2 separate regions of the Homo sapiens genome follow, and region 1 is linked to region 2. Evidence: chromatin loops called from intact Hi-C (ENCODE). Cell type or tissue: psoas muscle. All regions are shown on one strand. Links, peaks and the distances in the headings refer to the core of each region. The heading gives the core; the rest is flanking DNA.

What was found. A loop is a pair of places that touch in the nucleus more often than their neighbours do. Peaks named below come from ENCODE experiments on the same cell type or tissue, not always from the same donor. Only the 100,000 strongest peaks of a DNase experiment are listed, where the experiment ranks them.
Region 1: it touches region 2 in a loop (2.5-fold over the local background); 66 of 110 quality-filtered maps call a loop at or near these places.

Annotation. Positions count from the first base shown.
Region 1 is chr17:45,310,251-45,313,154 of GRCh38, reverse strand. The region is part of intron 1 of MAP3K14 (mitogen-activated protein kinase kinase kinase 14); the gene reads left to right. Among named protein-coding and RNA genes, the nearest start is that of MAP3K14, 5.3 kb to the left of the region's middle. In psoas muscle, for the core only: a CTCF peak has its summit at 1,594 (motif pointing right); DNase peaks (open chromatin) are centred at 864 and 2,214; H3K4me3 peaks cover 2,500 bases; H3K27ac peaks cover 2,500 bases.
Region 2 is chr17:45,259,457-45,262,360 of GRCh38, reverse strand. SPATA32 (spermatogenesis associated 32) reads left to right here and starts at 267. Exons shown (of 5, transcript NM_152343.3): 1 at 267-357. The coding sequence starts at 345. All of the region lies in intron 2 of MAP3K14-AS1 (MAP3K14 antisense RNA 1), which reads right to left. RefSeq lists enhancers at 264-353, 1-435 and silencers at 384-433, 504-623. In psoas muscle, for the core only: no CTCF peak of the experiment used is centred there; DNase peaks (open chromatin) are centred at 470 and 1,800; H3K4me3 peaks cover 549 bases; H3K27ac peaks cover 2,152 bases.

The sequences.
Region 1 (2,904 bases), core at 143-2,642, 51 kb before region 2:
GGGGACAGTCCTTCAGTCTAAAAGCTTCAGCTCTCGGGTTCTCCCTGTCTTACACTATATACTGCCCTCACCATACTCCAAATGAGGCTACAAAGGTCCAGGCTCTGCCCAGTTGACAATCCTAACTCTGAGCTGGAGACACAGCTAGGCCTGTCTAGGGGCTTCCTGTGTCCCACACGTGATCAAGTAGGTTCCTGCATTAATCCTGGAGGTGAGGAAAGGGAAAATACTGTATGGCATGTAGATCAGCAAGGACTTGTTCTTTGGGGGAACAGGAGGGAACATTTGGTTCTGTGGGATGAGGTTCCCACTACCACATGGCATCCCCAGCTCACCACCCTTTCCCCCTCGTAAAGATGTCTTTGTCAGCTTCTCTCTGAGACTCTGTCTGGGGGCCCACGATCTGCAGTCAAGGACTTGCAGATTCCCCTTTAAATCTCACAAGAAGCCTGGAATGGTGACGTGTGTTTCTTTAGTCCCAGCTACTTGAGAGGCTGAGGCGGGAGGATCACTTGAGCCCAGGAGGTCAAGTAGCTATGGGCAACATAGCGAGACCCCATCTCTTGAAAGAAAAACGTTTGTTTTAATCTCACAAGGGAAAAAAAAAGTTTCATGTTATATTTTAAAGTCTTTTTTCACCTTAATACAAAACAAAAATATAGGCTCTCACCAGGCTACTGTTCCCTTTAAATAACATTTTGTTTTCTCTTGGGGAAGCTGACTTGATGGCCGAAGAGTCATTTCTAAAGTGAAGCTAGTTTTTAGAAAAAATAGATCACCGGATGTCAAGCCTCATGTGGAGCTCGGTTCAGATGAAAATGAAACCAGCAGGCCTGGCGTGGCAGCTCTGCACTTGACTTCAGGCTGGAGGTGAGAGGCAGAGTGTGCCTGGACCTTGCTCCATAACTGGTTGGCCCCACAGAGTGCATTTGATAGGTGCCTTAGTCATTTTCCAAGCAGCTTTGCTTAGGTGAGCAGAGCACTTTCTCTGGAAGGTGAGTCACCCATGCAGGGGTGTAGGTGACAGGCGATTTATTCCCCAGCACAGTTGCAGAGAAAGTCCTGAGCAGACCTTCGTGAGGAGCCCTCTGCCACAAATCAGCCTCATCCCAGCCCCAGGGCTATGGAGGCAGGGGGCAGGAGGTAAACAGGAGGCTTCTGGGGCCAGTGGGCTGACAGCGGAGGGGGGATCGTGGACGGGGCACAGAGCCCAGATCAGCAGTGTCACTGACTCCTAAGTCCAGCCACCCTGAGGGTGGAAAATGGCCTGCTTCCAGTGACAGTCAGCAAAGAAGCAGGAGGGGAGCTTTGGCCCTGGGGAGCTGGGAAATCCCTTGGCAGAGAGCAGAGAGACAAGCCCTATTTTGGTGTGAAAAACCTTTTAGGAACGCTTTTCCACCTGCCTCCTTTTCAGCCACCTGAGTTGGAGTCTCTGCAGAGCTCCAGCGATTGTAAAGGCTAGATTAAACCCTGGATTTCAGAAAGCTTTAGGAATCCCAAGCCTGCCACCATCTCAGTTGTCTACACTTCTAGGACCAGGATTTGTACCAAGAAAGAAGCAGCAGGGGGTACTCCTGAGCCATCCCTCCCTCCCAGGTTCTGGTTACTACAGCTTCTCCTGACGCTCTTTCTGCTAAAGCCACTATCAGGTGTCCATTAACGCAGAGATTTTCTTCAGACACTGTTCTGGACTAGTGCAGTTGGTGTTGAACTTGACCGATTATGGTCAGGGACATCTATAAGCAATGTCCAGGACCAACTACAAGGAGGGCTTGACTTTAATGAAGCTGCAGCTCTTGCAAATAATCTCGTTCCCTGTCTCTGGCAGACTACCAACCCAGCCCCTGTACCCATACCCCATCAGTCTGGACCAACCAGTAGTCACCTCCTGCTGGCATGGCTAAATAACCTTAACCTCACTGTCCAGAAAGAGCTGTTAGGATTATAGCCTGGACATGATCATTCACATTTTTTGCAGTGAGAAAATGCAGAAGAGAAAATGGTGGCCCAAGAAAGCCAAGTGGGTTGCCCAAGGCCACACAGCTAGTTAATGGCAGAGCCTGAACTATAAAACCCAGACTCTTCACTGTACTCTGCTGCCAGGGAACGAAGGAACTAATCCTGAAGCAGGATTTTTTTTTTTAAACTAGCTTCTCCTTTTATTCCCCTACCACAACCCTATCACTCTCAGCCTTTCTGCAAGCTCTGCCAGGCCTGGGAAGGGTGGAGCCACAGCAGCTGCTGCCCTGGGTCTAAGAAAAAGTAAACAGAAAGCTATTTGTTGGACGCTGTCTTATACCATGAGGTTCATGTAATCAAAAGGAGGTCAAGGTTGATAAGAAAATACAATTACCAGGAAGTCTCAAAGGTTGCCCACACCTTTAGGGCACTTTCCTACCTAGCCAAGCAGTATCTCACCTAGAGTGGGTATTTAGTAACTTTCAATGATTGATTACAGGGGTCCAAACCCACAGTGCACGAAGCTCTTCTGCATCTTTCTTCTGTGCAGGAGGTGCATGCATACTCTGGGTGTTATCCTAGCTGATCTGCCTGGCTCCTCTCAGTGAGAGGCTCTTCCTTGTGGGTGAAGCATGATGTCATGATGTCATATCTGGATGGTGGCCCCTGTAAGTGCAAAGAATTATTGTAGCCAAAATCTACCACCCACCTTCTACTGACATTAAAGTTTCCTTTTACTGGGCCAGAATTAAAAGGTAGGTGTTTCTGGTCCATACTAGGGATAGCCAGGAGGGTTGGGAGGAAAAGGAGGCTTAGCCAGCCTCCAATGAGGATGTGGTTGCCAGTTAAGATTATAAATGGAGGCTGGGCACGGTGGCTCGTGCCTGTAATCCCAGTGCTTTGGGAGGCTGAGGCGGGCGGATCACAAGGTCAAGAGATTGAGAC
Region 2 (2,904 bases), core at 319-2,818:
AGCACAGCCAGGCTTACCTGCCGCCTGCCTCTCGCTCTAGGCCCGCTGCGGAAGCGCGAGCCCCACCCCCGAGGTCTTCGGAGAGGAAGGAGTTCTGGCTTCGGGCCCGCAGCCTTCGGAGGACGCCTCACTCGGGCCGTCCCCCGTCCGCCCGCCCGAAACCTAAATGCGGCTCCCTGCCTGTGGGGTCGCGGCGGGGACGTCACAGAGGCGGCGACATCACAGGCACCGGCGCCTCTAATATTTCCAGCGCCCACCAGTCCCTCAGCCAAAGAGCACACTGGAGGCGGAGAGGCAGCATCCACCAGCCCGCTCCCCGCCTCCAGGACAGAGCCTCGGTCTGCATGGGGGTGACAGGTGGGAGCGGCCGAGCGCCCGGGGGCGAGGGTTGGGGCAGGCGGGGAAAGCGAAAGTGAGAGGGGGAGGGGCGCGAAGGGGGCGGTCAGGAATCCGCCCAGGGCCCGTTCCCCTGCTCCCAAACCCCCGGCACCTGAAAGGCAGGTCGACCCGCCGCCAAAGCCCACCCGGTGCCCCTGACTACGGCTCCCAGCCTCAGCCCCTGCGCGGTGCACACCCATGTGCTCTCACGGACACGCATGCGCGCCTTGGAGTAGGGACTGCAGAGTCAGTGGTTCTTGAAGGGGTTCTGAGACCACAGAAGGAGCAATGGCCTTGTGCACAGGAAACGACTCATGAATTATCCTGAACTGCAGATCCAAAAAATCACATCCAGTTGTCCCTCCTTGATGCTTGAGGCTTTGCAGGGAGGAGCGGCAGTCTTCAGCACATTTTTACGGAGCGCTTCGTTGATGCCTTGTACTCTTCTCTGAACCAATGAGCAAAGATGTTTGCCCCCAGTGCCCTGTGTCTCCCCTTCCCATAGGGGCGTCAGATCCCCCACTGAAATGGTGGCTTTCTTTTGGGGATCCTCTCTCCCAGAAGGGCATGGGCCAGCATTAAAAACGGTCAAAAATTAGGTGGGCATGATGGCTCAACGCCTGCAATCCCAACACTTCGGGAGGCAGAGGTGGGAGGATCACATGAGGCCAGGAGTTCAAGATCAGCCTAGGCAACATAGCGAGACTTTGTCCTCTACAGGAAATGTTTAAAATTAGACAGGTGTGGCGGCATGAGCCTGTAGTCCCAGCTACTTGGGAGGCTGAGCTGGGAGGCTCACTGGAGCCCAGGAGTTGCAGTGAGCTATGATGCTGCCACTCCAGCCTGGGCCACAGAGCAAGACCCTGTCAAAAAAAAAAAAAAAAAAACCAGAGGTCGGGTGCAGTGGCTCACGCCTGTAAGGTAAAACGTAGATTAGACAGCCAGGTCTGTCATGGAGAGGATTACACTGATTATTTGAATTGGGCTTTCAGGCATGAGTAGGACTTTGCCAGAAGAAGGCTTTCCAGGTATAAGAAATAGCATTTGCAAAGGCACTGGGTGCAGAAAGGCCTGCGGTACTCTGGGGGTAGCTTCGGCTTAGGGTGAGGGACAGGAAGCTGGATGCCAAGAGATGAAAAATGAAGGTAGAGATCAGACCAAGAGGCCACATGGAGTCTGGGGGTAACCGGAGACAAGTGAGATGTAGCAGGCTCACTCTGAGGTCATTGAAAATCCAGGTTGGAGGGGGACATAGTTGCAGTGGTCCCACTGGAAGACTAAAGAGATTTAAGACAGTGCAGTGAGTAGCATCCCAGAGTTTGGAGCCAGCCAGACCTGCCTTTGGGTCGTGTGCTGCTCTTAATAGCTGCATGACCTCATACACGTTTCCTCATCTGTGAGAGGAGAGCCGTGGCCAACTGGGCATAGGGTAGGTATGAAGACTGAATGTGCAAAGCACTCAGCACCAAGTGCCAAAGGGTAGGAAGTCATGGGTGTGTGCTGGCTCTGGTACTGGGAGATGAGGACAGCATCAGGGGTAGGAGGGCAGTAGCTGCGGAGGGAGGAGGAGTCACAAATGACCCAGGTTTCTCATTTGGGTGAAAGGATGAAGGATGAATAGGGCGAGGAGAGTGGGGTATGGAGAGATGACAGACTAGAAAGGGAGACAGGGGTCAGACAGGCAGAACCGTGGCAGCCACACTTAAGAGTCTGGACATACAAGATATGAATTTGAGGTAAGAAATTAGGCCAGGCATGGTGGCTCACGCCTGTAATCCCAACACTCTGGGAGGCCAAGATGGGAAGATCGCTTGAGCTCAGGAGTTTGAGACCAGCCTGGGCAACATACTGAGACCTCATCTCCTTTTTTTTTTTTTTTTGAGACAGAGTCTTGCTCTGTCACCCAGGCTGGAGTGCAATGGCACCATCTCGGCTCACTGCAACGTCTGCCTCCCGGGCCGAAGCCATCCTCCCTATCAAAACCTAACAAAGACATTACAAGAAAAGAAAATTATACACCGATATCCCTCATGAATATGCATGTGAAAATTCTGAAAAAAAGCCAATCAGATTCAACAACATAGAAAAAGGGTAATATATCACAACCAAATGAGGTTTATCCCAGTAACGCAAGGCTGATTTAACATTTTAAAAAATAAATTTATAGCTGGGCATGGTAGCTCACACCTATAATCTAGCACTTTGGGAGGCCACGGCAGGTGGATAGCTTGAGCCCAGGAGTTCAAGACCAGCCTGGGCAATATAACAAGACCCATCTCTACAAAAAATACAAAAATTAGCTGGGGGTGGTGGTGAACACGTGTAGTCCCAGCTACTCCAGAGGTGAGGTGGAAGGATCACTTGAGACAGGGAGGTTGAGGTTGCTGAAATTGCGCCACTGAACTCCAGCCTGGGCAACAGAGTGAGACCCTGTCTCAAAAAAAACAATGTATTTTACCATAAACAGAATATAAAAATATAAAAGAATTATCACTCAAATAATATAACATTACTCATATGTTAATG